2 separate regions of the Mus musculus genome follow, and region 2 is linked to region 1. Evidence: chromatin loops called from intact Hi-C (ENCODE). Cell type or tissue: heart. All regions are shown on one strand. Each heading gives the region's core, and the rest is flanking DNA. Links, peaks and the distances in the headings are about the cores only.

Region 1 (16,517 bases), core at 3,559-11,558:
AAATTCCTATTAAAATCTTACTATCCTTTTTGCATAAATAGAAAAGTTAGTCCTTAAATTCAAGGAATCTTGAGAAATAAGAGTGAAGTTCAACAACTGCCACCTCTCAATGTCATAATTTACTACAAAACTGAAATACGACGATACTTTGGTATGGAATTATGCATAGACAAATACATCCATAAAATAAAAATATGAACCAAGAAAACACATGGCTCAGTAGGTAAGAGCACTACTGGTTTTTTTGCAGAGGTTCCTGGTTTGGGATGGGGCTCAGCACCCACACAACAGCTCACAACTACCTAGTCTGTCAGTTATATGAACTCTAATACCCTCTTTTGGCCTCCACAGGCTGTTACATGTATACAATATACATAAACTTATATAAGCACATACTCATAAAAATATGTAAATAAATATTTTCACCAAATTTAGAAATAAACATATTTCTGTTCAAATGATCTTTAGGAAAGTGTATCAAGTCTATTCAATAGGGGAAGAGTATTTCCTCAAGAAATACTGGGATAACCTGATTTAGACATGCAACCAAGTCAAGCCACACTTCACAAAACATCTAAAAATTAACTCAAAGGGATCAATGACTAAATTATCATAATCAAATCCTTAAAATGTTAGAAGCCAATAGAATGCAAACTCTTTAAGCACTGGCATACACAACACCAATAGCATAGAGAACAAAGGGATATATAAATTGGACCTCATCAGAATATAAAGAACATTTGACAACTTATAAAAAGGAAGAACAGATTTGAAAATCAAGACTTAATTTTCAGACTACTTAACTCTTACAACTCAATGAAAAAAACAAAAATAAAAAACAAGCTTGAGAAATCATTTTTTAGAAGAAAATGACCAATGAGCACATGAAAAGGTATTCAGTCTTGGTAGTCATTAGGAAAATGTAAATCAGACCCACAGCAACGTATCTACCAGGAGAGCTATATTTTTTTACAAAGTGAAAATAAGCATGTGGCTGAGGATGCAGTAAAATCAGACCTTTCGTGACTGCTAGTACAAGTATAATACAATGTCACCTCTGAGGGTCCTTGGTAATTGCTATATACCCAAGCAATTCCACTTCTAGATCTATACCAAAAGAAAACTAGTACTCACAGACTTTCATACACCAAACTTCATAACAGAATTACAGTGGAAAGATGGGATACAAGTGTCTCTGCAGATAAATGGGTAAAGGAAACATGGCATTGCAGTATTCAGAACAAAAGAATGAAGTTTGTCCAATATAGATGCAACCTGGAAACATCTTTATAAAGTCACATGAGCCAGACACAAAGGGAGAAATACTATATTTAGGCCTGCATGAATAGACTACTTCATAGAGACCAACTTAAGGGGTGACCAGAGAGCAAGAAGAGAGAGCAGGGAGCTCCTGCCTCACTCAGACGTACATAGTTTCTGCCTGGAATATGAAATATTTCCAGAGATACATAGTAAGGATGACTCTCCAACATTGTTGATAAAATTAGCTATGTTGAGTGTACATTTACAAATGGTTAAAGAGTTATGTTTTATTTCTTATAATTCTACTACAACACATGCTTTAAGTAAAATAGTCAAGTTCTGTATGAACCCAAAGTGGCAACAAAATGTCAATAGCCCATTCTTAATACTGAGCATCACTGCCTTCCTACACAGGTGCTATTAGCACATTAACTAATGGATGCTGTTATTTATTTTACTACCTTTATGGCAACTTTTTCTCAAGCTACCTCCTGTCCAAGGAATCACAAAGCACCATCAGCCTCTAGTTGTTGCCATATAGTATTCCTTCCTGCAGTTTGCCTACTTCAAGAGGCACATCATTCCATGTAAAACTTACTTAACATCATGCACAGGATCACTAAAGCACTGACCAATGTAAATCTCAGTAAATCTGAGAGAGGAGAGCTGTGGATTCTGTTTCAGTTCCATAAGGCTCTCAAGGTTGGCAACTCTTTGGCTAGCCTATTATCTAAGGTTCTGATAGCCACAAGTAAATGCAGCACCTGAGGCCTCTAGGAAAGGTGTTTCCCTTTACTCTGGCTTTAGATAACATGGCTGCCACTATTCCATTCTTCCTAACAGCTTTTATACTCTGTCTTTGTGGTGGGAAAAAGTTCAGTTGTATCACACAGGATTATCAATCCCTCCCACATCCTACTCAGACACTGCCCATTTTCTCACAATGCCATCTGCAGGTCAGAGGGAAACATTCTATTGTCTCAACATGGCTTCCTTTGAGACTCTACCACTGGCTGTGCTGACTTCATCATTTCACTCCATATCATCCTCTTCATGCCATCTTATAGCAGCCCCACACACCTACTTAACTGTCTCTGAGAATGAATAGCCCGGCTTCTCAGATGTCCTTAAACCATGCTCCAATATTCATTTATTAGAAACAAGAACATAACTTCTTTAAAGTATGCATTTTGGGGCCCTCCCACTGTAGATTCTAGGCTAGCGATATTGATAAGTCTTAAAAAACATAAAACTGCCCTTTATTTTCATCTTCTAAACTCCCAAATTCAAATCACTTTACTTCCTCTCAGCAATAAAGTGCCACTTGGCATTGTCATCTAAAACAAGTCCCAATCCCATTCTCAGACGGTAAGTGCTGGCCCTTCCAGATCATTTCCCATTCCCACACCTGCTCTTTAGTATGGAGACGTCTGGCTACTTCCCCATCTTCCTTCCTTTATACAGTTCCTGATGTCATTTCCTTTCCTGGCCAATCTAGAATCATCTGAAAGTTCTTCCCTAACAAAACCCCTGTTTTCACCTCCTTTAAGCACCTACCTCTGCTGAACCTTGCAATGTGTCATTTCAGTTTCCATGCCTTAGCCACTTAATGGTCAGAGAAAATGAGAAGACATTATTACTAACTTCTCTGGCCCTACATACTGCCATACCAAATACTGTCATCTTGCATACTGGACAGACTGGGAATTTCCTATGGACTACTGTGTGACCAGCCTTGAGTTCATTCGTGAAGTCTTTGAGTAATGAGTAATACATTGGAAAAAATGGACCATGGTCTTCCTAAACTAGAAGCCAAACCTAAGTTCTCCAGTCTATTCAATAAAGGCAAATTCCTCAGGAAAACGAAGGCTTTAGGTAGGTCTCTGAATCTAAATAAGTCCCTCTTATTTATCCTTGGCAACCAGCCTTCCACATTATACCAAAGGTATACCAAGTTCTCAATGCTCCAAAAAGCTCTTGATAATTCTGTATATCCTCCTGCCTTTAAAAGTCTTCCTCTTTTATAGTTTATAAAATGCCCAATGATGTTCACTGCACTGCAGAGGAATGGTCACTCAAACTATTTCCCTCTTCTGTATTTTATGTATTTTTCTACTATTGAATGAGTATTGGCATTATTAATTTATGCACTGACTTTTTTCACAGAATCATGAGGACCTGACAAATGTTATATCTTTAAATGGCTGGTAAACTGCCAATCGAGTTATGTTGATTTCAACTGCTTTGTTTAAGTACCACAATACTTACGTCACAAAATACCTGAGTTTCCTCTGAGAGGAAGACGCTCTTCTGGAAACTACCAAATACATAAAGTTAGAGAATCCTTTAAAGAACCTACAATGTAACTGAGCACTAGAGCTACAGCTTGAGAATCTGTCATCTTTCTATCTTTTAGCAAGCACAAAATCCATCTGGCTAATGACTACTTAAGGATTGTCCAGAATGCAGATAAAACCCCAAGAATAAGGTAAAGTTCTTGCCTATAAAATTCTTTTTATAAGAAATGTGTACCCAATTTTTCCTCACACTGAAATACAGTGAAAAAAAATTTTGTTCCTATTTTTAGTTCTCCTTCTTCCATGCATTTACTTACGTACTGCTTCTCTTTAATAAATAACAACTGTTCCTGCCTATTCACTTACCTATCTTGTCCATAAATATTTAATCTCTACAACTGGTTTGTACTTAAATATCAAAGCAAACAGAAACAAAGAAGTTTCGAAATAACCCATATAAATCTTTAAGAACACCTGCATTTTGGACCAGTCCATCCTTAGAACTGTTTTATTCCAGTTATACAAAAATCTTTGGTGCTCATAGACAAACTTTATCAAAGTATTCCATCAACAAAGCAGACTGCAGCTATCTGGGGATAACTTTACAAATGTAAGCAAGATGGAAACAATGTCTCTGTGAGGGCATTGTGCATATATTCTCTAAAACCTTGCAGGTTATGGTGACTTTTCCAATTTCTATATCTCACAGAATTTTCTAAGTTGAGACAAAATGGATTAATAGTCCATTAATCCAGCTACATTAAAAAAACTGAAAAATAGTCATATTTTATTACTTTAAAATTGTAACCACTGAAGAAATTTAAATCATAATTACTTGACTACATTAATACCTAATATAAATATTAGGGTTGATAATGTAAACAATTAGGATTAATTTTAAGCCAGCCAAACTTTTTAAAGATCCACCGTCCCTAGATAATAAACTTGAATAAAATATTGTTTCTTTAAGGAAAAAAAAAGGCGAATCAAAGAAAAAAGATGAACATATCACAATAGAAATAAAAATATAAATGTCAAATTATATACAGTTGGACATTTTCTGCTTATCCTATTTAAAGTTAAGGTGTAATGAAATAAGAGTTACTCAAACAGAATACACTATATAGAAAACATATCAATAGGGGGACTACAAACCTTATTATGTGTATCTGTTTACTTACATATGTCTCTATTATAAACACAAGAAAAATGAGTAGGGGTCAGATGGGATTTAACAAACACATCTTAAAACTTCTTAAGAAAGATTCCCAAATTCACAAGTATGTAACTGTTACAATGTGTCAATTTTTATACTTCATCATCAAATCAGTTTTAAAAGTCTAAGTTAAGCTTGGAAATAAGTGTTCTGTCAAAACCCAGTTCAGTTAAGTGGGGTTCCATACTTTTGAGGGATCTTCTTGCCTTGTGTATGACTGCCCTTAAGAAGCCCCATCCTGTGACTCTATTTACTTTTGTCTCCGTCCTTATACTTAAGTGTAAGGCTTTAAATTCCTTCTCTGCAAAGTGGGCGTTGTATTGATTTCATTAACTCATGAGATACAAATGTCAATTTATATTTATATGTAATACATGTATTCTCATCTAACAGATGTTTCAGGCTGGCAGACATTCTATAAATAAGAAAGTCCTCTTATTAACTGGTGAGTGACCTTTGCCAAGTTATCCCTATGCTTTTGTTACTTTGCTCTAGCCAGCCTCTGTAATTGGACAACTCCAAACATTTTAATTAGCAGGCCTTTAACAACAGGCTTTGTATTAACTAACTAGAAAGGTAAATGAGAGTATACAAAGAAGCAAAGGAAGCTGTAGACTAGTGTAAACAGTGTGTATGCTCAAAAAGACTGTTTCTAATCCACCCAGCAGTTACCCAAGTTCAGACTCTGTGATCAAGAAGGCAACCAAGCAAGGAGGTAGAAAAGACTCGGATCTTCCATCTCTCATACTGATAGGGAAATGTGATAAGTCCTTCAAACTCATATATGGCTGACAGAAAATATGTTTTAAACAGATGGATATGAAAAATTCTTCCTATTATTTTCTTCTTCAAAGTCAAGGAATCATGTTGGATCCAAAAAATAAAACAAAACAAACCCTCCAACAGTTTCAAAGTGGCACTTTTACTAAATGGCATGTCTCCTACAAAAAAAAAAAAATCATTTATGTTTGCATTCCTGTTATCTAATGAACAGTTATTTGGGACATTTCCCCATGACTACAATTCGACTCAGTTCTTAAACAGCACAAAACAGAAACTTTCAAACGTTTAATAACAGGGTTTTCATTCTTTCCCCATTACACACGCCCAATTAAGACATAAATAAACTCTATGATATCCAAGACCCAAGCAAACATATCCAAAACTCCATCTTTACTGTAGCAGTTACTCTTGAGTTTTCTCTAAAATGAGATTTACTTCACCTATTTTCAAGTGTTTCTACAGCTCCCAGACGCTTTTCACGCTCTGCTAGTATGTGTGGGTCGTTTTCTTAATTTGTTCTTTAATATGCCATGTTCTTTAAAAGTCTAATGATACAGATCATTTATTGTTATGTTCTACGCATTCAACTTCTATGACAATACGTGCCTTTCAATGCCCAAGCTCCAGGTGCACATCTAGTTTGCAAAAGAACACACACACACACACACACACATACACAGATAAAATGTAGTTGTCAGAATGCGTGTGCTAACTTACAGTGGGGAAACATCTTACCTAATTATAGAGGACGGTTCCATTTCCACATCCTCAAAAACAATGTCACATAGCCCTTTCTCTTTAAAAAAAAAAAAAAAAAAAAGTCCAGAAAATAAGACAGTGACAACAATGGGGATCCCGTGCGCTCTCAGATGGGGTGGAGGGTTAAGGAGAAAACTCCACATCCAGCAAGCAGAACAAAGCGACTGCCGGAGCTCTCAAGATGCACCCGGCTTGGGAGGCCCAACTGGTATCCCGACACCTCAGGCTGGTTTCGGGTTTGGGGAGCCATCAAAACAAGAACGCTCGGCGGCTTCCGCCAGCGCGAGGAGGAGGGGACGACTCCGGGCACTGGGCAAGACCCAGAGGCACAGCCGCGGCGGCGGCGGCGGCGGCAGGGCAGGCGGAAGATAGCATGCAGCCCGTGGCCGACTGAGGCCCGGTCGAGCCCGCTGGAGCTGCCCGCAGCCTGGCCTGCCTGCGCAGTAATGGCCGGGGCCGCGCCCGTCACAGTCCGGGCTGCGCCAGCTCGGCCTCCCTCCGCGCGCCCGTCCGGGCCGCGCTGGCCAAGGGCGTCCCCGTCCTACCGGCCCCCGACCCGCCGCCGCCCGCCGCGGACTCCGAGCGCCGCCTCGCAGCCAACGAAGCCGCAGTGCCCCGCCGAGGCCCGCAGCCCACGGCCCCCCGCGCTCCTCACCGGTCCGGCCCGGAGCCCACCTCTCGGCCGCCGCCGCAGCCACCTCGCAGTCTTTTCTCCTCCGCTTCGGAGCCCGCAGCGGACGGGGACGCGCGCGGCCGTCACGTGACCGCCCGGCGCTCAAGGGGCGGGGCCGCGCCGGCGGAAGCCACGCCCCCTCACCGTGATCCCGCGCGCGGCGGCCCTGGCTGGCGGTCCCCACGCTGGCTGCTGCTCTTCTCTGTCCCTTGCTGCGACCGGGCTGCTCCTTGTCCCTGTTCCGGTCCTCCCTCACCCTCTGCGTGGCGCATCTTGTGGCCTCCTGGTTCTGAACTGGTGGAGGTCCATCTAGGTGGCTTGTGGGAGGAAGCTAGACCTTCAGTACCAGGAAGAAGAGCCTTTCCAAAACTCAGCCTTGGGTCAAGTCCTATGTTTCCTTTGGCCGTGCCCTTGGAGAGACTACCGCTTGTTCCTTATACAAAAAAGGCACAAGAAAAGTCACGGCGTGGACTGGATGGTCCCCGAGATGCTCCAATTTATTCACCTCACAAATGGCCAGATATGTAATGGGAGAGGGGGTGTGCTGGGGTGTCTTTTAAACCCTAACAGCATAGGAAGCTAGAAGAAGAAATCGTCCCGCGAATCTAGAATAAATTTCATGGGTTAGTTTTATGGCAAGCATATGGTGTTACACATCAAAATCTAGTCCTTGTTCATTTTAACCGGCACATGATCTTTTTCAGAACAGTTTTCTCTACTTGAAGTTGCACAAAATGGACCAGAGAACCTTTTCACCTTTGAAAGTATTTCCGCATTCTGTAACTGTTTGCATTGTGCTTGCAACAATGTTGCATTTTGAGGTTACATCCACTGTTTGAATTCAGGACTGAAAAATGTACTGTGCACCTATTTATAGGGTTTCAAGGCCACTGATCCAAAGGAAGAGCTCATCTGCTTAACATTAATAGCTGTAAATCCAGAGCATGGGTTCGGGTTATTCATTCAGTTGTTATAGGAAATATTATATGAACTTTTATAGCCTGAAGAGAAAAGGTTGTACATCAATGTACGTTGAAAGGGATAAGACATTGAATAGGTGAGTCGATGTGAGCAAGCATGTGGGTCTATTTCATAGGCTTCAGATGTTAAAATATTCTTAATTTCAAAGGGATCTAGCGGTAGGAGGCTGATTCACCTTACTTGAGGATCTGGGTTCAATCCCTAGTACCATTGAGGGAAGGGGTTGGGGGGATTAAAAATGTTGATGGAAGCTACTGGCTAGCTAGGTTTCAACAGTGCATACCAAACAGTAACAAAGATGTTAGGCCAGAAGATACAGGAATTTGTAGCAAATGGTTACTGTGGCAACTATGGGCTATGGGGGAGGAGGGACACAAATATATGTTCTTGTATGCAGCATTCTCCTGGACCACTGTTAGAAAGTTTAGCCAGCCATTCAGTCCACAGGATCTTCCACACAATTGTGGCTTCTTTAGGGAAACAGGTACACTGTGTGTAAATGTCTCTTGGTATCAGCTATTTCAATACATTTTCTTCTAAGTAATACTATTTTTATAACTTTAATTAATGTACAGATATTGAGAAACATGCCATCTTAGCTTAGTTCCCTATCATGTCATTTTATTTTTAATTCCAGTGGTATACAATATATGTATATAATAGTAGCAAAGTAATAGCAAAATTTTGACCTGTTCTTCAAGATTCAAGTTTGAAGAAACAATAGCAGTAATACCAATACAATATTCTGAGAGGGCTCATCTACTCCCTACAATAATCCAATGTCATCCTTTGCTATTCCCATTTTACAGATCTAACACACAACTGGGGTTTGAATTCAGGTAGAGATTCTATGAAGATTTATTTCTGGGTTAGGAAATTTTCCATAAAGAAAGTCCTGTTTGAGAGAGCAAAAATCAGACAGATCATAAATATCTTGCCTAGCCCCTACGTCTATTAGGGAAAAGCTTTTTTATGTTGTCCTTCAGTCTCCCTGGGTGCATAAGAGGCGCGGAATATCTAAGTGCCTGGAGTCTTATTTTGTCTGCTTACTGAAAAACCTGAGACAGACATGAAGTATCAGAAACCTAATAAAATTCTCTCTCAGATTCAGCCCTTTCCCACAACCATGTCAAAACATGCTTCTGTATCTTTGTTCCAACCCATCTTTAGTTTCTTCCTCTTTTGCTGCATATACACTTTGCAAATAATTTCTTCGCTGCCTCTTTCCATCTTCAAAATACACTCAGGATCCTACTACGTTTTATGCTGACTTCTAAACCAAACCTAAGTGAGGTCATATCATACTTCTGAATACACATATACAACCACCTTTGGCTTACCAACACAAAGACAAATCAAAAGTCCCCCTTTTGTGTGTCACCCTACTTTATGATCTCCCATACCTCTTAATCCACTTTCTGTTCCTACAACACCCCTACTCAAACTCTCTGCACATTCTTTGCTGAGAGTTCCCCTCTTTTGATCACTCCCATAATGCATTCTGCGTTCTCCCTCTCCGTCTCCCCCTTCTCTCTCTCTCTCTCTCTCTCTCTCTCTCTCTGTGTGTGTGTGTGTGTGTGTGTGTGTGTGTGTGTGTGTATGTGTGTGTGTGCGCGCGCTCAAATACCTTTGCATTCCTCTCCCTGCCTCTGTTTTAAATTTTCATATCACTCACTATCATTTCTTATTCTCCTTTCCATTTTCTCTCATACGTACAGCAGTGTAATGGATGTTATGTTTAACTCACCCAAATTCTTTGCATTCTCCTCTGGGCCAAAGCATAGAACTCAAAAGAGTGAGACTTTGTGATCTAATTTGTATGGCATGTTAGTTAATCTTTTCAACTTCCTGGGATTTTGAATCAACATGGAAATAAATCTCTGGGCATACCTATCTGGATTATCTAGATTAGATTAATTAAAGTGGGAAGATTTGTCCTAAATGTGGGTAGTACCATTCCATGAGCAAGGGTCATGCTTAGTCTGAATACAAAGAGATTCAAGCACCAGCAGTCACAGTATCTGCCTCTTGCTTGTGGATACAATGTGATCAGCCACGTTCAGCTCCAGCTACTGTTACTTCCCAGCCTGCTGACTATACCCTAGAACTGTGAGCCAAAACCAACTTTCTAAAAAAAAAAAAAAAAAGCTTTTTTGTTAATTTTTGTTAAGGTGTTTTATCACAGTAACAGGAGAAATATCAAATACATATAACAATTGCAGGAATAGTGGGTGCCATTATTTAGACAAGTTTCCCACAAAAGCAACAAATGATTCAATGAATACAAGTATGCCCACAAGAAAATGTATGTATGTAAGTATGCATATACTCATTGACGTGCTGAATAATAAAATATAAAAAATAATAAAAGAAAAAGGTGAACTCATTCTTTGTCAGTAATTGTAGATGCAGACAATCACTGAGTTTATAAAGTACTATTTACTACACATCCACTTCCTGAAAGATATTTCAGGCATTCAGATGAATGCCCACCTTTGCATAATACAAAATGACAATTTTTCCAACATGATCAGGAGTATTTTTAAAGGACTTACCTCCCAGTCAGGATTAAAGGCGGAAGCATTCAGATTAGTTACTTGAAGAATGAAAGTAAACCCTAACAGATGCAAGACATTTCCATGACAATGTTCTGGTACTGGCATCCTGGTTTGTGTCACTGAATTAAAGATAAAGGGGTTGCAGCCAGCTTCTAGGAAGAGCCTGTGTTTGGAATTTACTTCTTCATGCCAGTTCATAAAAGACTCTCATGGATACCAACATCTTCAGGTTGTCATTCTACTGGATATCGTCCTCTCTAAGGCTCTAAGGGTCAGATTTTCATACATTGCTTGTTTAACTGAAGAATAAAAAAATAATTGATTTTCTCAAAGACATATAAAATGAGCATGATAAAATTATGTACATTGCAGTGGAATGCATGTGGAAAGCAATGGTTTTAGAAGCTTTACTGAACCCTAGAACCTCTTCTGACACTTGCAGAGGATCTACAAAGGGAAGTTTTTCTTAATAACACAGAGACTGTAGTGGCCTTGTTCAAATATCCAGTGTTTCCCAGCATGTACAAAATATAGGATGGAGCTAAATAATAAATGTATGTAGATAATAAAAAAAATAAATAGATGCAGATGTGAGAATTTAACTGTTTCTATTAGGTGAGGCATGAAAGACATTTGGAAAATGTAAAATAGTGCCACTCTTCTCATCCAATTATCATTATTTTGAAAATAAACTTATTTTTGTAGCATGCTATTTATATACTTAGAGCAATGGCATGATTGTAAGTGCATTAATAAATTTTATTCCATCCTTAGTTTTGATTTTTTTAATTTGGTAAATATTGACATACAAATAAAAGTTCTTTAGGGTCTTGTGCAATTTTTAAGTATTTAAAGGAGTGCTAATCTGGATCTATTCAAGTACCAATAATTGTGAGCTAGATTTCCTTCCACATGAAAGTAGTCCTTTGATAGCTGTGGATATGGCTTTCTCATTTGTCTGGAAGGAGAACAAAACAGATTCAGGAATGCATCAGTCATCAGAGCTAGCAGATGAAAAGGAATAAAGCAAAGGGGAAGTTTGGAAAACCATTTTTTCCATTTTAATTGAAGAATTACTCTCAGACTGATACATAGCATGGTACCCACACTATGGCTTGATGTCTCTTGTCATGAAATAGTGCTTACTTCTTTAAGTAGAAGTAGGTTGTCAGTAATATTTAGCCAGTATATATATTTTTCTTTTTCTTTTACCTAACATAATAATGGATGTTGTATTTTGCATTTTTCCTTATCGTCACAGAAATTGTTATGATAATAATTTCAATGAAGAATATTCAAAATTCAGCATGGGATCCAGTGCATAAATATGAGCTCATGGAGAATCCAGGGCATCTCAGGGAGCCTGGCTGAGAAGACTGTGCATGAGTCAACCACAAGGCAGTAAGGACATGGAGAGTCCTGGGACCAGAGCTGTCATTAACAAACACAGCAGAGCAGTTCATTCATTTAACTAACATATGCAAACTTTACTCCTGCAGTGTGTAGCCATAAACCAGAGGTAAGCTATTACCACTACTCATTATTTTGACAAAACACTTATCCAGGAAGGTAGCTATTATCATTGTATCGTCACCACCAATGAACTCTGGTTCTCACACACTGGGGTTGAGACCATCTCAACGTCCTGGGTTTCGAGCTAGCTGATGACAGATTATTGAACATCAAAGCCCCCAGATGCACGTGAGCCATTGCTTAGCAATATATCTCCTTCTCTGTAGCTATAGATATCCCTCTGGTTCTTTTCTCCAGAGAACCCTGTGACCTCCATGTTCCTTATTTCTGTTATGATCTTTGAAATTCTAGGAAACACTTGTTTTTGTAAATGGAGCATATAAAATGGAATAAGCCAGTGACTGTACACCAGTGTGCTAATGTCTGAAAAGATATGGGCATTTTAGAAAAGGAAGGCTGTCATCAAAAGTGTAGAACTTCTACTGAGAATGTAGGATACAAATTCTCTGTTGGTATTGGTGTCATATCTGCAGCTGACTCAATCATATTTCTACTATGAGGAAAACTGGCTGAAAGGTGAAACTCATACTGACAGAAGGAGGCCTCACTAAAGCGGCCTAAAGGCTGTTTATTTTCTGTGCCACCATTGCGTGAGGTCATGTCATCTTTACTATAGTTCACTGGAAATATCTGGAATGTTCCATGTGCTTACGCTGAGGCCTTAGGTTGGTATGACTGGAAGGTTGTAAAAATCTTTCAGAAGAGCAAGATGCTGACAGGATTTAGGTCATTGGAGGCCTGCTTTGCAAAGAACAGAGAGACATTGTTCGTTCTCTCTCTCTCTCTCTCTCTCTCCCTCTCTCTCTCTCTCTCTCTCTCTCTCTCTCTCTCACTCGCTCTTTCATTCCTGTCCCCGTGAAGAGCATACTCTTCTAGAATAACTATTACTGCAGACCCAAAGGCAAGGAATGAAACCACTCATGGACCAAAACCTTCAGAACTGTGAACCAAAATATGCTTTTCTTTGTAAGTTGATTTTTCCCTCTTGGAGTTTGTTATGCTAGTGGAAAGCCAGCTAATCCATCCCAGGCGTTGTTTACATGAGTTTGGGCTCACTTATGCAGAATTTGCTGTACGGAACATCCTGGTGCATGTCCAGTACTCAGCTGCAAACAAACCCATACGCTTACCCAAACTAGCACATCCCTGGTTCTCCTATGTCCTCAGTTCCACTAAAATGTTAGAAATATGAAGTAAATGGGGAAGGAGACTGCTTAAGAAATTGAGGCATCTCTCAGTCTTTGATAATATAGGAAAGAAAGAGAATAAGAAAAAAATTGCACAAGTTAGGATTAAATCTGCAGGCTTGTGACTCAATTTCTGTTCACAATAGAACAATCTATATTTAGATGTTCATGAAATACTCCAAACAGACAGAAATAAAAGTGATCCAGAGAAGAGTGAGGGAAGAAGAAAAAGGGGGAGGGAGGAAATTTATGTACAAAGGTACTTTTCATATCAAGTTTGTCCGGTCATATATTTTGACCACAATGCATCTTAACTAGTTAGTAATCACAAAATATTGAATTAGAAAAAAATGTATTTCTGTCAAAATTTAAACTCAAACTCTGAGCCAGCAATCAAATCAATATCATAATTTTGGATTATAGTAAAATGAGAATTACAAGAACAAAAGGCATTAGCAATTTTCAAATGTGAGCAAAAGTTAACCTCAAATAAGATGTTATAGTGTTGTAATTTATTGCTAAAAACAAGGACCATGAAAAACCAAACCAAACCAAACCAAACAAACAAACAAAGGAAAAAGAATAGAGGAACAAAACCCTACTAAATATAGAAGTCAAAGTAGAATTGGTAACCCAAATACTTTCATCTAGATTTTAAATCAAAGATGCAAGGCTGGTGAGACTGCTCAGCAGGTAAAAGTGTTACATGTGGTTGGGCTATGCGTTTGCAGGGCCTTCATGTCTTATGCATAGAGTTAAAAATAGTGGCTGAGACAGATTTGCAAATGCATCATGATAATTTTGTTTGGAACTGTGATATAATACTGACCTGAGAGGAATATGCAATAGTGATTGACGGCAGGATACATGAGTGGAGGCATTCACCACTTCGGGTTATTGTTCGGGGTTCATTGTATTGTGGTTAGGAGAAAGAGTTTAGCTGCCAATGGGGCATAGCTTGGGTAGTTCCCTATATCGATTTATAGATTGAGACCATATACTTCTTTTTTTATTTGTCTGCTTCAGATGTCTCATCCCTCACTTTAATCATATGCAAGTCCATTATGCATAGACGGAAGACGGTAAGTAGAACATTCTCCCTAAAAGTTCCTTTGAGGACACGGTTTTGCCTTGCTGCAAAAGAACAACAAAAACCTAATCCAAGCCAGATGGGTCTTTCCATTCTTCCTACCAGATACGCAGGGAATATACATGACCAAAAAGTGTCTAAATTTGATTGGGTAGGGAAAGCTGTGACTGCATGAAGGTGGGGGTTCTGAGATTGCTAGGGGAGTTGTTTGGGGGAGTAAATGCATAGTATGTGTAGGTGAAGGAACTAGGCTGCTGAGTGCATAATTGCAAGAGGGGAGCTAGACTCGGAAGATGGCTAAGTGGCTAAGCTCTTGCTGTACAACTATAAGGATCCAAGTTCAGAACCCATTAAAATACTGGGTGGGTGGTTACCTGCTTGTGAGTCCAGCCGCAGAAGAGAGAAACAAAGTTAAGCCAAAGCATGCTGGCTGCAGAGACTAGTATGGTCACAGAGTTGGTGTCAGTAGACAAGTGAGTCAGATTAATGTACAAGAGAAATCAGGGACACTTCTTCACATCAGCCTCAGACCTTCACAGCTCTATGTACCTACATGCATGTGAACTCACACACATGGCTACAGATGAGACTCACATACAACACACATGTACAAACACACACACAAAGAGGAGGATGAGGCTACACATGGCCATAATCAAACAGGGTCTCAGGCTGAACTCTCTCCTGTGTTTTTATCTGCCTTAAAAGAGCTGGTTGTGCAAACCTGAGACCCTGGGATCAATCCCCCAAATACACAACAGAAGGAGAGAAATGCTCCCCAAAGGTTTTCCTGTGACCTCCACAGCACAATGGCACTACGACACATGTGCACATACATGTCATAAAAAATAGATTTAAAATAAATAAATGTACAATATATCAGGACATCTTGGATAAATTTTATTAGGAAAGCAATGTATTTGTGAGCAAAAAGAGTTGCTGTTGGGAAGCTGACAGGTTTAGATAGTACTCTACTAATTTTAGCTTATTTTCTGTCTTCCCTTCCAAGAGAGAAGGTTGGTCGAGAATGGGGTTTCATGTGTCTGCTTTCCTCTGTGAACAAAGTAGATGCATACCTTTGGTATCAATACATGTTTTGGGTTTATTAATTTTTAAGTAACACAAAATTAACTAGAATTGAAAAACATGTATCCAATCACCATAGAATTACCTCCAAATAGTTCTATGACACAACTTATGCACATTCAATTTGCCAATGAATGAAAATTCTTCATATTATGTAAAATGCTTTATAGCTCAAAAAATACTAATTAGATACTAATTTATATAATTATAGAATCTAAAAAAATAAATTTAAAATTTCTTATAATCAGAAGAGAGTTAAATAAAGTATTCAGATCAACAAAAAATATATAAGAGCATATTTTCATATTAGTAATAACTGCATAGAAAATAAAATTTCACATCAAAGTATTGAAGATAATTGTTGGAGATTAACAAAATTATTTTAAAATTTCCTCCAATGTACAGATAGTCATAGGCATGACAACATTGGAAAACAGAACCCATGGAGAGATATTGCTTTGAGTCAGACGGATACATTTTGTCTCAGATATTAAACTGTTAAAAAATTAATCATAGTAAAAATTATTATTTAGCATTCAGTATTATAAGCTTGTCATGAAAATAATAAAGGGAGATGCTCAACATGGGTATAGCTCCTAGCACATACATTCAGGCTGTTTATTTAATGGCTACAGGTTTTCCACAGAAAATTTTGGAGAAAAATCATAAATACAGAGGAAAATTGCACATTACATGTAGCCCTTATGTTACAAGACAAGCTGGTCATGCTCGCAGCTACAATGTATAGTTTGTTCCCTAGTGTTTAAAAGTCAAAAGTGAGTACATCAAAATATAAATGCTTCAAGAAGTCTTGGAAGACCTGGGGAATCAGTAGAAGTAGCAATCCTGGACTCTCATTCTCGGAAGGAAGCATCGGGCCCAAGCCCAGGAGGGGCAGCTCCCGTGGGGATCTGTAACTCGGCACAGTCTTTCTAACCGCCTGTTTGCTGTCAGTTTGCCTCATGACTTCACGGAAACAGCTCTCCTCCAGTAGAGTTCTGAGACAGAAAGTTCCAGGGAAGTCAAGGGTTTAAAAAAAATAAAACAATAAACCGTAAACAAATTAAAAGACACTAAAGGTAGATATTTAA
Region 2 (16,517 bases), core at 1-8,000, 840 kb after region 1:
CCCGTCCCCCCCCAACAAATTAATGATCTAAAGTATTAAAAAAAAACAGTTCTCAAACTCAAAACAACTATAAAGTAGTATCAAACAGTATAAATCCATCACAATATAAAACATCTCACAATTAAACTTGAATTTTAACAGCTGGTCATCTTACATTGAATAACTTGCTTCATATACAATTTTCAAAACATAAAATGTTACGGAAATAAAACAAAGAGAAATATTAAATTGTAAAAATTCTGGAAGGATGAGGCCCTAAGTTAGCTTCAAAACTATACAAATAAAAATAAAAATGTAAAAGAAACTGGCTATTACAGTTTAAAAAGAAAAATAGACCTCAGGTTCCGTGGGTTGGGTCTGCTAAGGCTGATGACCTGTGTCTCATCCCACATTGTGGAGAAGACCAACTGCCAAAAGTTGCCCTGACCTCTACAGGTATGCCTTGACAAGTGCACACACACACAAACACACGCACACATGCATGCAGGCAAATAATAATGGTAATAAAAAATTTTGAAAATGCTAAGTATGTTATATATTTAGAAAAAAAACCAGGGGTGTAAATTGAAAACACTTTCATATACTCTTCATGCTCTTAATCATTGCATTGCTTTCAGAAAAGTCCTTAATTGGAATATAATAGTTGTCGTGTTTCTCACTGAAGAGTATTCAGAAGTCTCATAAAAATTGCCAGGGCATGTCCAATGCCTTGGCTTCCCCAAGTAAGGCAGGGCCAGCAAAGAGATAGTACTATGGGTACTATATAAGAAAGTATCACGTGCTTAAACAAGTTTACAAAATGCTAAGTATGCTGTGTATTTTAACAAAGTTCAACAGCCTTCCTTGCTGGCACATCTCACAGTCTATCCTAACTCTTCTAGCACTATGCTAGCCTACAGGTATTTTGAAATAAAAAGTATTTGAATCAGACAAAGATGATGGCCATAACAGTATTTTTAAAGTTAACTCTTGTTACTAAGAAAATTTATATTTTACCTTTCCTGCAGCCAGTACATGATCCTTTTTGATAACTCTAGATTTACTTTCACAAGCATTTGTCCTGGACTCTTCTGCCAATCGCTGAATAAAAAGTAGGCAATTCAAATGGATCTTTAAAAGCAAAGCACAAGTAGGGTTATATAATATAAAAACCTTGTTAACATAAATTTATTACTCACAACTTTCTAACCCACAGCTTCTTCCAGGTTTGTGAGGGCACTATTCGCAGGTATCGCGCACATGTTTTCTTTATTTATATCAGTTACCAAGTATTCCAAACAAGGATGACTCAGAAGCTTCAGGGCTTTGTGCTTAAATAAAGAAGACAACGGCTTCTGATCCCAGTTCCCAGACGAATGAACAATCATCCCATAAGGCTGCACACTACACTGGGAGATCACATCAGAATTTGAAACACTGGGAAGAATATTAACGCCTCAACAACTAACTGGTATGGTAGTCATGCAGAAAAACGTGCTGCTTTAAATAGTACAAACTTTATGAATGGCATGGAGTGCTTTATCAGGTATAATTATGAAGTTAATGGAGAGCAGAACACTGTAAGCAAAGAAATGTCAATGAGCAACAGCCTAAACAGGAGCTGTTTAACAAGAGTGACAGAACAGGAAACCAGCACCTGGGAACAACAACTGGCCGAACAACTGGACCTTCCCTATGCTACCACTACAAAGTGTTGGGCTTCAACTCTGCTTGACACCTAGAGCACTCCACCGGAGTCCATACAGCCACGGGTCACTTCAGGACAGAAAATGGAAACTAAGCTACTTGAGAAAGGCCTGACAATCCCTTGAATCAGCTAGTGAGCTCCTGGATATTCCTCATCAGGTGGGTTTTGTTCTCTGTTAGACTCCAGGGAAAACAGAAGAAACTATCAAAAGTGTATTCCACGGAAATCCCAGCTCACTTACGCTATCTCAACCACTAAGGAGTCAGGGATGTGGAAAAAAACAGCAATGGAGAGAGAGAGAGAGAGAGAGAGAGAGAGAGAGAGAGAGAGAGAGAGAGAGAGAGAGAGAGAGAATGTAGATAATTTTGTAGTAGTCAAGAAAACCAGTATCTGGAGATGGCTCAGTGGTTAAGAGCTCTGCATCCCTTGTCAGGCACTTGGGAGGCAAAGGCAGGGATGAAGGTTGGGGGCCGGGGTGTCTCTGTGAGTTCCAGCCTAGTCTACAAACTGAATTCCAGGACTTCCCCGGGCAGGTACAGAGAAACTCTGCCTTGAAAATCAACATACTGAGAGTGTTAGTGGTGGTGGCAGAGGTAGGCCGATCTTTGAGTTCGAAGCCAGCCTTGTCTACACATCAAGTTCCAGGGTAACCAGGGCTACACAGACAAACCCTGTCTTGAAAAAAAAACAAAACGAAACCAAAGTAAAACAAAACAACACCCCCCCCCCCAAAAAAAAGGGCAGAAAACAAACTGATTTTACTTTCAGGCTGTAACATTGTTATTTATTTTTGGGCCAATTAATTAGTGGAAAGCACTATATTTCAGGTAAACACGAGTCTGAAAAACGAGTCTTGAAAGTTTTAAAGACTTGACGCCACATCTACACGATCACTTTAGTAGGGGACCTAGTGCAGCGGCCATAGAGAAATGGGTTCGGTAAGAACATACAGGAGCTGGGGAGGCAGGCAGGGGCCCAAATCTGTTTCTAGCCGGTTTACCTTCCATACCCGGATCAATTAAACTAATCCCAGAGCCAGGCAGTCTCCTTAACGGCTGGCCCTGGAAGCAATAAGGGGGGGTGCGGGGCCTTCCCGCGGGAGTTTTGAACGGGCTCCGCGTCCTCCTTCCGCGGTCCCCCGGGGCAGGGCGCTCCGCGGCCGGTCGTGGCCGGCGGGCCTGAAGGCGGAGAGAGCAGGACTTACCAGGAGGTCGCAGCACCTCCCCAGACCTAGGTGAGGCTTCTTCTGCTTTAAGGTGCGCTTGAGGAAGGCGCGGGGCGCCTTGCGCTTTACCCGCCTAGTGACTGTGGTGGAGGGCGCCATCCTCGCGGCCCGTCGCACGTCAGGGCCGCTCACCACAGACTGACACGCCACTTGCCTCCCCACACCGCCGAGTGGTCGATTTGAATTGGCCGCCGGACGGCGCACGGCTGTGACGTCACTGAAAACCACACCCACCGCAGCACCGGAAGCGCAGGCTGGAGGATGGACTCCTCAGGAAAAGGGTGTGTCCTGCGAACCCACTGCTTCAAGGTCTCTAAGGCTTGCTTTGCTGTTTTTGTCTGTAGTTTTCTATGGTGCTGTAGTTCGACTCTTGGTTCCATACAAAGGATGAGAAATTGTGAAAATAGTCAATAAGCCCAGTAAAACCCTTCTGTGCTCACCAAGCTATCCATATAGCAACTGGATTCTAATGAATAAGAAAGTAAATGAAAGAAGTTTGTGTTTTATTAGGAACTTAGGCCCGATTTTTTGATATTACCAATAAGCAATGTATATTTTTATATTATTGCATTTGGCTTTGCATGAGATTCTTTTTTTCTTACACCAGATTTTCCTCACAAATGCTCTCCCTTCATTGTTCCCTCCCTTAATTTCCCTATAGCTTTCAAATATACTTTCTTTTTCTTTTATTGAAAATAGATTTCTTTTTCATAAGCTGTATTCTGATTGCAATTTCCCCTCTCCTACCAGCTCCAAAATGCTCCGAATTTCTGTTCCTATTCACATCAATACCCTTTCAGTCTCTCCTCAGAAAACAAAACGGGATCTAACAAATAGTAATAAAATAAAATAACAAAGCAAAAACAATCACAAGAGGGAAAAAAAACAGAAGAAAAAGAGCCAAGGAAAAACCACAAGAAAGCATTTAGAGGCAGAAGCACACATTTGAGCACCTAAGCATTCAATAAAAATCACAAAAGCAGAAGCAATATTATATATTCTTTTTTGCCATATAATCTTATATTTATTTTCATTCATATAGTAATGAGGCTACTGCAAGCCAATTCAGATATTGTCTTTAAAATACTGTGGTGTCAAAAAAAATAAGCCTACAAAATGCAATGTCTGTTCTTGTGTGTACACTGCATCCCCAGCTAAATACCTGTGTGCCAATTAAATGGTATTAAGAGATATGGAAGAAATTGATCCTATTAAAAGATTTTATCAAGAAGTTTATAATTCTTCAAAGTTTCAGAGGCTCATCAGACAGGAAAGACATAAATGTTGCTGGCGCTTGCATTTAAATCTCCAGGTCAAAACCACAGTCATTTTCCCCATGAACACATCATTTTAGGTCTTTCTTGACTTCTTCTGTCAGATTCCTAGGACATTCATTCTATCAAAAATGTTCTCTTTTTTTTTTTTTTTGCCTTTTTTTATTAGATATTTTCTTTATTTACATTTCAAATGCTATCCCTAAAGTTCCCTATACCTTCCCTCTGCCCTGCTTCCCTACTCACCCATTTCCACTTCTTGGCCCTGGCATTCCCCTGTACTGGGGCATATAAAGTTTGCAAGACCAAGGGGCCTCTCTTTCCAGTGATGGCCAACTAGGCCATCTTCTGCTACATATGCAGCTAGAGACACGAGCTCTGGGGATACTTATTCGTTCATATTGTTGTTCCACCTATAACGTTGCAGACCCCTTCAGGTCCTTGGGTGCATTCTCTAGCTCCTCCATTGGGGGTCCTGTGTCCCATCTTATAGATGACTGTGAGCATCCACTTCTGTAATTGCCAGGCACTGGCACAGCCTCACAGGAGACAGCTATATCAGGGTCATGTCAGCAAAATCTTGCAGGCATATGCAATGGTGTCTGGGTTTAGTGGCTGATTATGGGATGGATCCCCAGGTGGGGTAGTCTCTGGATGGTCCATCGTTTCGTCTTAGCTCCAAATTTTGTCTCTGTAACTCCTTCCATGGGTATTTTGTTCCCTATTCTAAGGAGGTATTAAGTATCCACACGTTGGTCTTCCTTCTTGATTTTCTTGTATTTTGCAGATTGCATCTTGGGTATTCTAAGTTTCTGGGCTAATATCCACTTATCAGTGAGTGCATATCAAGTGACTTCTTTTGTGATTGGGTTACCTCACTCAGGATGACATCCTCCAAATACATCCATTTGCCCAAGAATTTCATAATTTCATTGTTTTTAATAGCTGAGTAGTACTCCATTGTGAAAATGTACCACATTTTCTGTACCCATTGCTCTGTTGAGGGACATCTGGGCTCTTTCCAGCTTCTGGCTATTATAAATAAGGCTGCTATGAACATAGTGGAGCATGTGTCCTTATTACAAGTTGGAACATCTTCTGGGTATATGCCCAGGAGAGGTACTGCTGGATCCTCTGGTAGTACTATGTCCAATTTTTTGAGGAACTGCCAGACTGATTTCCAGAGTGGTTGTACAAGCTTGCAATCCCACCAACAATGGAGGAGTGTTCCTCTTTCTCCACATCCTTGCCAGCATCTGCTGTCACCTGAACTTTTGATCTTAGACATTCTGACTGGAGTGAGGTGGAATATCAAGGTTGTTTTGATTTGCATTTCCCTGATGGTTAAAAATGTTGAACATTCTATTTCATGTGCTTCTCAACCCTTTGGTTTTCCTCACTTGAAAATTCTTTGTTTAGCTCTGTACCCCATTTTTTAATTGGGTAATTTGAATTTCTGGAGTCCAGCTTCTTGAGCTCTTTGTATATATTGGATATTAGTCCCCTGTCAGATTTAGGATAGGTAAAAATCCTTTCCCAATCTGTTGGTGGCCTTTTTGTCTTATTGACGGTGTCTTTTTTGCCTTTCAGAAACTTTGCAATTTCATGAGGTCCCATTTGTCAATTCTTGGTCTTACAGCACAAGCCATTGGTATTCTGTTTAGGAATGTTTCCTCAGTGCCCATACCTTTGAGGCATTTTCCCACTTTCTCCTCTATAAATTCCAGTGTCTCTGGTTTTATGTGGAGTTCTTTGATCCACTTAGACTTGAAATTTGTACGAGGAGATAAGAATTGGATCAATTCACATTCTTCTACATGATAACCACCAGTTGTGCCAGCACCATTTGTTGAAAATGCTGTCATTTTCCACTGGATGGATTTAGCTACCTTGTCAAAGATCAAGTGACATTGTGGGTTCATTTCTGGGTCTTCAATTCTATTCCATTGATCTACCTGTCTCTTGATGTATCAGTACTATGCAGTTTTTATCACAATTGCTTTGTACTATAGCTTAAGGTCAAGCATGGTGTTTCCAACAGAGGTTCTTCTATTGTTGAGAATAGTTTTTTGCTATCCTAGGTTTTTATTACTCCAGATGAATTTGCAAATTGCCCTTTCTAACTCAGTAAAGAATTGAGTTGGAATTTTGATGGGGATTGCATTGATATAGCCATTTTTACTATATTAATCCTGCCAATCTATGAGAGTGGGAGATCTTTCCATCTTCTGAGTCTTCTTCAATTTCTTTCTTCAGAGACTTGAAGTTCTTTTTTTTTTTCTTGTAAAAAACAACATTTAATTGGGGCTGACTTACAGGTTCAGAGGTTCAGTCCATTATCATCAAGGTGGGAGCATGGCAGTATCCAGGCAGGCATGGCACAGGAGGAGCTGAGAGTTCTATGTCTTCATCCAAAGGCTGCTAGTGGAAGACTGACTTCCAGGCAACTAGGGTGAGGATCTTATACCCACACCCACAATGACACACCCATTCCAACCAGGTCACACCTATTTCAACAAGGCCACACCTTCAGATGGTGCCACTCCCTGGTCCAAGGATATACAAACCATCACAATCCACTCCCTGGTCCCCATAGACTTGTTCAAAAACATGAGTCTATGGGGGCCATACTTCAACATAGCATAATGCAAAATGCATTTAGTCCAACTTTCAAAGTCCTCATAGTCTATAGCAGTCACAACAATGTTAAAAGTCAAAAGTTCAAGGTTTCTTCTGAGATTCATTCAACTTAATTAACTGTAATCCCCAAAGCAAGGCAGGAAACCAGCTGGGCAAACTCCAAACTCTGCATCTCCATGGCTGATGGTAAAGCAGTCTTCATATCTCCACTCCTTTTTCATCTTTGTTGACTGCAACAAACTGCTTTCTCCTGGGCTGGTTCCACTCCCTGTTAGCAGCTTTCCTTAGCATGTATCCCATGGCTCTGGCATCTTTAACATCTTTGAGTCTCCAAGGCAATTTCAGTGTTACAGCTTCTCCTTTCAGTGTCTGGGATTCCACTTGATCTTTTGGATTCCTCCTAAGGGTTGGCATCACTTTCCCATCTCTATCCTCTGTAGCACTCTATGCTCAGGTTGATCCACTCCACTACGGCTGCTGTTCTTGGTGATCATCCCATGGTACTGACATCTCCAATACACTGGGGTGTTCCACTCCAACTAGGCTTCACCAATAGCCTCTCGTAGGCTCTCTTCAGGGTGCCAAGCCTCAAATCCTTTGCCTGGCCTCTCACAGTGCTAAGCCTCAGTTTCTCTCCATGTTCCCTTCATTCCTTCACAAGCCGTACCACCTGAGTGACTCTTATACATTACCAAGTCCAGCTGCAGCATGAGGTACAACCTTGGGTATCTCTGGAACACAGCTTCTTTGTGCTCCCAGAAAACAATTTCCAGAAGATTTCACCTCAGTGATGCTGGTCTCTTCTTAATCACTGCTAATTCCTTAGCTCCAGCTAACCAGCATCAATTTTCCCAGTAGTTCCTTCCATTCTTAACTCTAGAGCCAGAGCCACATGGCTGAAGCTGCTGAGTTCTGCTGCTTACAGGAACTAGAACATGATTTTCTTGTCCTATTACATTATCACTAGCTTTATGTTTTCTAAATCCTTCACTGCCTAAGCTTGGCTATCCTGGTTCTTGCTCTGTAGATTGACCTTGAATGCAGAGATCAGCATGCCTGTCTCATGGGATTAAAGGTGTGTACCACCATGCCTGGATCTAATTAAGCGGGGTAGAATCTTGCCCCAAGGTCCCTCTCCCTTAATCTGTTATCTCCTAGAACACAAGATTTTGCTCCATTTCACTTCCTGGTACTCCTTTAATACTCGAACCATATATTTTATATTTTTCCTTTCTAAGCTTGCTATGCTTGTTCAAACTTCTCTTCACAAGACTTAACCAGAGAACAAAGTCTCTGCTGGGCTTTTTTGAAACTTCCATTGTCAATGCAATTAATCTGAGTCTCTTCACCTTAGTCTCAGGCAGACTTTTCAGGCAAGGACAAAAAGTAGCCACATTCTTCACCAAAATACCACAAAAACAGTCTTTATGCCACATTCTGAAATTTTTCTCCTTTGAAATCTCTTGGGCCAGGTCAACACAGTTCAAATTACTCCCAGCAACAAAGACTTCCATATTCCTACTAGGATGACCCATTAAGCCCCATTTAAAGCATTCCACTGCTTTCCAAATCCAAAGTCCCAAAATCCACATTCTTTCAAATAAAAGCATGGTCAGGCCTATCACAGCAATACCCCACTCCCAGTACCAATTTCTGTCTTAGTTAGGGTTTTACTGCTGTGAACAGACACCATGACCAAGGCAAGTCTTATAAAAAACAACATTTAATTGGGGCTGGCTTACAGCTTCAGAGGTTCAGTCCATTATCATCAAGGTGGGAGCATGGCAGTATCCAGGCAGGCATGGCGTAGGAGGAGCTGAGAGTTCTATGTCTTCATCCAAAGGCTGCTAGTGGAAGACTCAAGACGAAGTTCTTATCATACAGATCTTTCACTTCCTTAGTTAGAGTCACACCAAGTTATTTTATATTATTTTTGACTATTGTGAAGGGTGTTGTTTTCCTAATTTCTTTCTCAGCCTGATAATCCTGTGTGTAGAGAAAAGCAAATGATTTGTTTGAGTTAACTATATATCCAGCTACTGCACTGAAGTTGTTTATCAAGTTTAGGAGTTCTCTGGTGGAATTTTTGGGGTCACTTATATATACTATCATATCATCTGCAAATAGTAATATTTTGACTTCTTCCTTTACAATTTGAATTTCTTTGATCTCCTTTTGTTGTCTAATTGCTCTGGCCAGGACTTCAAGTACTATATTGAATAGGTAGGGAGAAAGTGGGCAGCCTTGTCTAGTCCCTTATTTTAGTGGGATTGCTTTGAGTTTCTCTCCATTTAGTTTGATGTTGGCTACCGGTTTACTGTATATTGCTTTTATTATGTTTAGTTATAGGTCTTGAATTCCTGATCTTTCCAAGACTTTTATCATGAAGGTGTGTTGGATTTTGTCAAATGCTTTCTCAGCATCTAATGAGATGACCATGTGGTTTTTCTCTTTGAGTTTGTTTATATACTGGATTACGTTGATGGATTTCCGTATATTAAACCATCCCTGAATCCCTGGGATGAAGCCTACTTGGTCATGATGAATGATCGTTTTGATGTATTCTTGGATTCGGTTAGCAAGGATTTTATTGAGTATTTTTCATTGATATTCATAAAGCAAATTGGTCCGAAGTACTCTTCCTTTGTTGGATCTTTGTGTGGTTTAGATATCAGGGTAATTATGGCTTCATAGAATGAATTGTGTAGAGTACCTGCTGTTTCTATTTTGTAGAATAGTTTGAAGAGAATTGGAATTAGGTCTTCTTTGAAAGTGTGATAGAGCTCTGCATTAAACCCATCTGGTCCTCGGGTTTTTTTTTGGTTGGGCGACTATTGATGACGGCTTCTACTCCTTTAGATAAAATGGGACTGTTTAGATCATTAATCTGATCCTGATTTAACTTTGGTACCTGGTATCTGTCTAGGAAGTTGTACATTTCATTCAGATTTTCTAGTTTTGTTGAGTATGGCCTTTTATATTAGGATCTGATGATGTTTTAGATGTCCTCTGATTGTATTAATTAGGATACTCTTCCTGTGCCCACTAATTAGTCTGGCTAAGGCTTTATATAAATTGTTGATTCTCTCAAAGAACCAGCTCCTGGTTTGGTTGATTCTTTGAATATTTCTTTTTGTTTCCACTTGGTTGATTTCAGCCCTAAGTTTCAGTATTTCTTGATGCCTACTCCTCTTGGGTGAGTTTGCTTCCTTCTGTTCTAGAGCTTCTAGGCGTGTTGTCAGACTGCTAGTGTATGCTCTCTCTAGTTTCTTTTTGGAGGCACACGGAGCTATGCGTTTTCCTCTTAGGACTGCCTTCATTATGTCCTATAAGTTTGGGTATGTTGTGGTTTCATTTTCATTAAACTCTAAAAAGTCTTTAATTTCTTTCTTTATTCCTTCCTTGACCAAGTTATCATCGAGTAGAGCATTGTTCAGTTTCCATGTGAATGTTGGCTTTCTATTATTTATGCTGTTGTTGAAGATCCACCTTAGTCCGTGGAGTCAGATAGGATGCATGGGATAATTTCAATATTTTTGTATCTGTGGAAGCCTGTTTTGTGACCAATTATATGGTCAATTTTGGAGGAGGTACCATGTGGTGCTGAGAAGAAGGTATATTCTTTTGTTTTAGAATAAAATGTTCTGTAGATACCTATTAAATCCATTTGTTTCATAACTTCTATTAGTGTCCATGTGTCTCTATTTAGTTTCTGTTTCCAGGATTTGTCCATTGGTGAGAGTGGAGTGTTGAAGTCTCCCACTATTATTGTGTGAGGTGCCATGTGTGCTTTGAGCTTTACTAAAGTTTCTTTAATGAATGTGGCTGCCCTTGCATTTGGAGCATAGATATTCAGAATTAAGAATTCATATTGGTAGATTTTACCTTTGATGATTATCAAGTGTCCCTCCTTGTCTTTTTTGATAACTTTGGTTTGGAAGTCAATTTTATTCTATATTAGAATGGCTACCCCAGCTTATTTCTTCAGACCATTTGCTTAAAAATTGTTTTCCAGCCTTTCACTCTGAGTTAGTGTCTGTCTTTTTCCCTGAGGTGGGTTTCCTATAAGCAGCAAAATGTTGGGTCCTCTTTGTGTAGCCAGTCTATTATTCTATGTCTTTTTATTGGGGAATTGAGTCCATTGATATTCAGAGCAATTAAAGAAAAGTAAATGTTGCTTCCTGTTATTTTTGTTAAAGTTGGTATTCTTTTCTTGTGGCTTCTTCTTTTAGGTTTGTTGAAGGATTACTTTCTTGCTTTTTCTAGAGTGTAGTTTCCATCCTTGTGTTGGTGTTTTCCAGTTATTATCCTTTGAAGGGCTGGATTTTTGGAAAAATATTGTGTGAATTTGGTTTTATCATGGAATACTTTGGTTTCTCCATCTATGGTAATTGAGAGTTTTGCTAAGTACAGTAGCCTGGGCTGGCATTTGTGTTCTCTTAGGGTCAGTATAACATCTGTCCAGGATCTTATGGCTTTCATAGTCTCTGGTGAGAAGTCTGATGTAATTCTAAAAGGCCTGCCTTTATATGTTACTTGACCCTCTTCCCTTACTGCTTTTAATATTCTGTCTTTATTTAGTTCATTTGTTGTTCTGATTACTATGTATCGGGAGGAATTTCTTTTCTTGTCCAGTCTATTTGGAGTTCTGTAGGCTTCTTGTATGTTCATGGGCATCTCTTTCTTTAGGTTTGAGAAGTTTTCTTCTACAATTTTGTTGAAGATATTTCCTGGCCTTTTAAGTTGAAAATCTTCATTCTCATCTTCTCCCATTATCCGTAGGTTTGGTCTTCTCATTGTGTCCTGTATTTCCCGTATGTTTTGAGTTAGGATCGTTTTGCACTTTGCATATTCTTTGATTGTTGTGCCCATGTTCTCTATGGAATCTTCTGCACCTGAGATTGTCTCTTCCATTTCTTGTATTCTGTTGCTGATTCTCGAATCTATGGTTCATGATTTCTTTCCTAAGGTTTCTATCTCCAGTGTTGTCTCACTTTGGGTTTTCTTTATTGTTTCTACTTCCCTTTTTAGGTCTTGGATGATTTTGTTCAATTCCATCACCTGTTTGGTTGTGTTTTCCTGTAATTCTTTAAGGGATTTTTGTGTTTCCTCTTTAAGGACTTCTACTGTTTAGCAGTGTTTTCCTGTAATTCTTTAAAGACTTCTACCTGTTTAGCAGTTGGGTAGAAGGTACTCTACCCAACTCATTTTATGAAGCCACTATTACTCTGATACCTAAACCACAGAAAGATCCAACAAAGATAGAGAACTTCAGACCAATTTCTCTTATGAATATCGATGCAAAAATCCTCAATAAAATTCTCGCTAACCGAATCCAAGAACACATTAAAGCAATCATCCATCCTGACCAAGTAGGTTTTATTCCAGGAATGCAGGGATGGTTTAATATACGAAAATCCATCAATGTATTCCACTATATAAACAAACTCAAAGACAAAAACCACATGATCATCTCGTTGGATGCAGAAAAAGCATTTGACAAGATCCAACACCCATTCATGATAAAAGTTCTGGAAAGATCAGGAATTCAAGGCCCATACCTAAACATGATAAAAGCAATCTACAGCAAACCAGTAGCCAACATCAAAGTAAATGGAGAGAAGCTGGAAGCAATCCCACTAAAATCAGGGACTAGACAAGGCTGCCCACTTTCTCCCTACCTTTTCAACATAGTACTTGAAGTATTAGCCAGAGCAATTCGACAACAAAAGGAGATCAAGGGGATACAAATTGGAAAGGAGGAAGTCAAAATATCACTTTTTGCAGATGATATGATAGTATATATAAGTGACCCTAAAAATTCCACCAGAGAACTCCTAAACCTGATAAACAGCTTCGGTGAAGTAGCTGGATATAAAATTAACTCAAACAAGTCAATGGCCTTTCTCTACACAAAGAATAAACAGGCTGAGAAAGAAATTAGGGAAACAACACCCTTCTCAATAGTCACAAATAATATAAAATATCTCGGCGTGACTCTAACTAAGGAAGTGAAAGATCTGTATGATAAAAACTTCAAGTCTCTGAAGAAAGAAATTAAAGAAGATCTCAGAAGATGGAAAGATCTCCCATGCTCATGGATTGGCAGGATCAATATTGTAAAAATGGCTATCTTGCCAAAAGCAATCTACAGATTCAATGCAATCCCCATCAAAATTCCAACTCAATTCTTCAACGAATTAGAAGGAGCAATTTGCAAATTCATCTGGAATAACAAAAAACCTAGGATAGCAAAAACTCTTCTCAAGGATAAAAGAACCTCTGGTGGAATCACCATGCCTGACCTAAAGCTTTACTACAGAGCAATTGTGGTAAAAACTGCATGGTACTGGTATAGAGACAGACAAGTAGACCAATGGAATAGAATTGAAGACCCAGAAATGAACCCACACACCTATGGTCACTTGATCTTCGACAAGGGAGCTAAAACCATCCAGTGGAAGAAAGACAGCATTTTCAACAAATGGTGCTGGCACAACTGGTTGTTATCATGTAGAAGAATGCGAATCGATCCATACTTATCTCCTTGTACTAAGGTCAAATCTAAATGGATCAAAGAACTTCACATAAAACCAGAGACACTGAAACTTATAGAGGAGAAAGTGGGGAAGAGCCTTGAAGATATGGGCACAGGGGAAAAATTCCTGAACAGAACAGCAATGGCTTGTGCTGTAAGATGGAGAATTGACAAATGGGACCTAATGAAACTCCAAAGTTTCTGCAAGGCAAAAGACACCGTCAATAAGACAAAGAGACCACCAACAGATTGGGAAAGGATCTTTACCTATCCTAAATCAGATAGGGGACTAATATCCAACATATATAAAGAACTCAAGAAGGTGGACTTCAGAAAATCAAACAACCCCATTAAAAAATGGGGCTCAGAACTGAACAAAGAATTCTCACCTGAGGAATACCGAATGGCAGAGAAGCACCTGAAAAAATGTTCAACATCCTTAATCATCAGGGAAATGCAAATCAAAACAACCCTGAGATTCCACCTCACACCAGTCAGAATGTCTAAGATCAAAAATTCAGGTGACAGCAGATGCTGGCGAGGATGTGGAGAAAGAGGAACACTCCTCCATTGTTGGTGGGATTGCAGGCTTGTACAACCACTCTGGAAATCCGTCTGGCGGTTCCTCAGAAAATTGGACATAGTACTACCGGAGGATCCAGCAATACCTCTCCTGGGCATATATCCAGAAGATGCCCCAACTGGTAAGAAGGACACATGCTCCACTATGTTCATAGCAGCCTTATTTATAATAGCCAGAAGCTGGAAAGAACCCAGATGCCCCTCAACAGAGGAATGGATACAGAAAATGTGGTACATCTACACAATGGAGTACTACTCAGCTATTAAAAAGAATGAATTTATGAAATTCCTAGCCAAATGGATGGACCTGGAGGGCATCATCCTGAGTGAGGTAACATATTCACAAAGGAACTCACACAATATGTACTCACTGATAAGTGGATATTAGCCCAAAACCTAGGATACCCAAGATATAAGATACAATTTCCTAAACACATGAAACTCAAGAAAAATGAAGACTGAAGTGTGGACACTATGCCCCTCCTTAGAAGTGGGAACAAAACACCCTTGGAAGGAGTTACAGAGACAAAGTTTGGAACTGAGATGAAAGGATGGACCATGTAGAGACTGCCTTATCCAGGGATCCACCCCATAATCAGCATCCAAACGCTGACACCATTGCATACACTAGCAAGATTTTATTGAAAGGACCCAGATGTAGCTGTCTCTTGTGAGACTATGCCGGGGCCTAGCAAACACAGAAGTGGATGCCCACAGTCAGCTAATGGATGGATCACAGGGCTCCCAATGGAGGAGCTAGAGAAAGTACCCAAGGAGCTAAAGGGATCTGCAACCCTATAGGTGGATCAACATTATGAACTAACCAGTACCCCGGAGCTCTTGACTCTAGCTGCATATGTATCAAAAGATGGCCTAGTCGGCCATCACTGGAAAGAGAGGCCCATTGGACACACAAACTTTATATGCCCCAGAACAGGGGAACGCCAGGGCCAAAAAGGGGGAGTGGGCGGGTAGGGGAGTGGGGGTGGGTGGGTATGGGGGACTTTTGGTATAGCATTGGAAATGTAAATGAGCTAAATACCTAATAAAAATGGAAAAAAAATAAAATAAAATATTAAAATATTAAAAAAAAAAAGAAAGAAATCTCAATTCTGAACATCTATGCTCCAAATGCAAGGGCATCCACATTCATTAAAGAAACTTTAGTAAAGCTCAAAGCACACAGTGCACCACACATAATAATAGTGGGAGACTTCAACATACCATTCTCAACAATGGACATATCCTGGAAACAGAAACTAAACAGAAACATAGTGAAACTAACAGAAGTTATGAACCAAATGGATCTAACATATTTATAGAACATTTTACCCTAAAACAAAAGGATATACCTTCTTCTCAGCACTTCATGGTAACTTCTCCAAAACTGACTATATAATTGGTCATGAAACAAGCCTCAACAGATACAAAAATACTGAAATTATCCCATGCATCCTATCAGATCACCAGGGACTAATGCTGATCTTCAATAACAACATAAATAATAGAAAGCCCATTTACTTGTGGAAACAGAATAACACTCTACTTGTGGGCCTGGGTACCAGAGGTTTTCCACGGAGATCTCTGTCCAGGTCTGGTGCAAGGGTTCCAGCAAAGGGAAGTGAGTGCAGGCATGGAGATGAAATCTCTGCTGTGCCTTACAAGTCACTGTGTTACTCTGAGACTCTCTGAACTGAGTCAGGTCTGGCTGGGCAGACAAGAAGCTGACTACCCAGTGAGGAGTGTGGCAGAAATTCAGGTGGCTTATGGGGAGAGAAGATCTCTTCCCAAGTGTTATATATAGCTCATGGAACAAAAGACTTAGACGAAGGAGTAGTTCTCGTGCACCTTTAATTCCCTGGATGGATTTATTTTAGTTTTGGTGGTTGTTCATGGTTTGACAGCAGGTACCTCTCATTAGCCTGGAATGACAGTTTGAGGAAAACTTTATTTGCATGTGGGAAGGCTTGGTGCTACTCCTATGTGACTGATAGCCACAAACCTCTCCAGTGGGGGTTGTGGGGACATTAACTTCAACAGGAACCAGGGGTCCAGGAGGTATGACCAAACACATTCCTTCCCATGTAGGTGGAAATTACCACCCAAAGGGCCCCACCAGGGTTCAAGATTTATGCTCCACTGGAGACCAGGCTGTCTGTGTGCAGCCCATTGCCCCACATCAACTCAATGATAACTTGGTCAGGGAAGAAATAAATAAATTAAAGACATTTTAGAGTTTAATGAAAATGAAGCCAGAACATACCCAAATGTATGAGGAACAATGAAATCAGTCCTAAGAGGAAAACTCTCAGCTCTGAGTGCTTCCAAAAGGAAACTGGAGAGAGCATACACTAACAGCTTGACAGCACACCTAAAAGCTCTAGAACAAAAGAAAACAAATTCACAAAAGAGGAGTAGAAGTCAGAAAATAATCAAACTCAGGGCTGAAATCAACCAAGTGGAAACAGAAATCTACAAGGAATCAACCAAACCAAGAGCTGGTTCTTTGAGAAAATTAACAAGATAGATAAACATTATCCAGACTAACTAGAGGGCACAGGGACAGTATCC

What was found. Peaks named below come from ENCODE experiments on the same cell type or tissue, not always from the same donor. Only the 100,000 strongest peaks of a DNase experiment are listed, where the experiment ranks them.
Region 2: a loop joins it to region 1, with 4 times the contacts of the local background. A loop is called at or near these places in 2 of 42 quality-filtered maps.

What each region holds. Positions count from the first base shown.
Region 1 is chr10:29,354,991-29,371,507 of GRCm38, forward strand. It overlaps Rnf146 (ring finger protein 146), which reads right to left and starts at 7,452. Exons shown (of 4, transcript NM_001110197.1): 1 at 6,974-7,452; 2 at 6,295-6,355. Gm30698 reads left to right here and starts at 6,406. Exons shown (of 2, transcript XM_030245425.1): 1 at 6,406-6,679; 2 at 6,714-7,633. The coding sequence starts at 6,406. The coding sequence ends at 7,519. It overlaps Gm40621 (a long non-coding RNA gene), which reads left to right and starts at 12,620. Exons shown (of 3, transcript XR_871566.2): 1 at 12,620-13,029; 2 at 14,277-14,332. In heart, for the core only: no CTCF peak of the experiment used is centred there; a DNase peak (open chromatin) is centred at 7,061; H3K4me3 peaks cover 2,804 bases; H3K27ac peaks cover 1,835 bases.
Region 2 is chr10:30,197,470-30,213,986 of GRCm38, forward strand. It overlaps Cenpw (centromere protein W), which reads right to left and starts at 3,071. Exons shown (of 3, transcript NM_001109747.1): 1 at 2,892-3,071; 2 at 997-1,110. The coding sequence starts at 3,011. In heart, for the core only: a CTCF peak has its summit at 3,078; a DNase peak (open chromatin) is centred at 3,112; H3K4me3 peaks cover 2,186 bases; H3K27ac peaks cover 1,663 bases.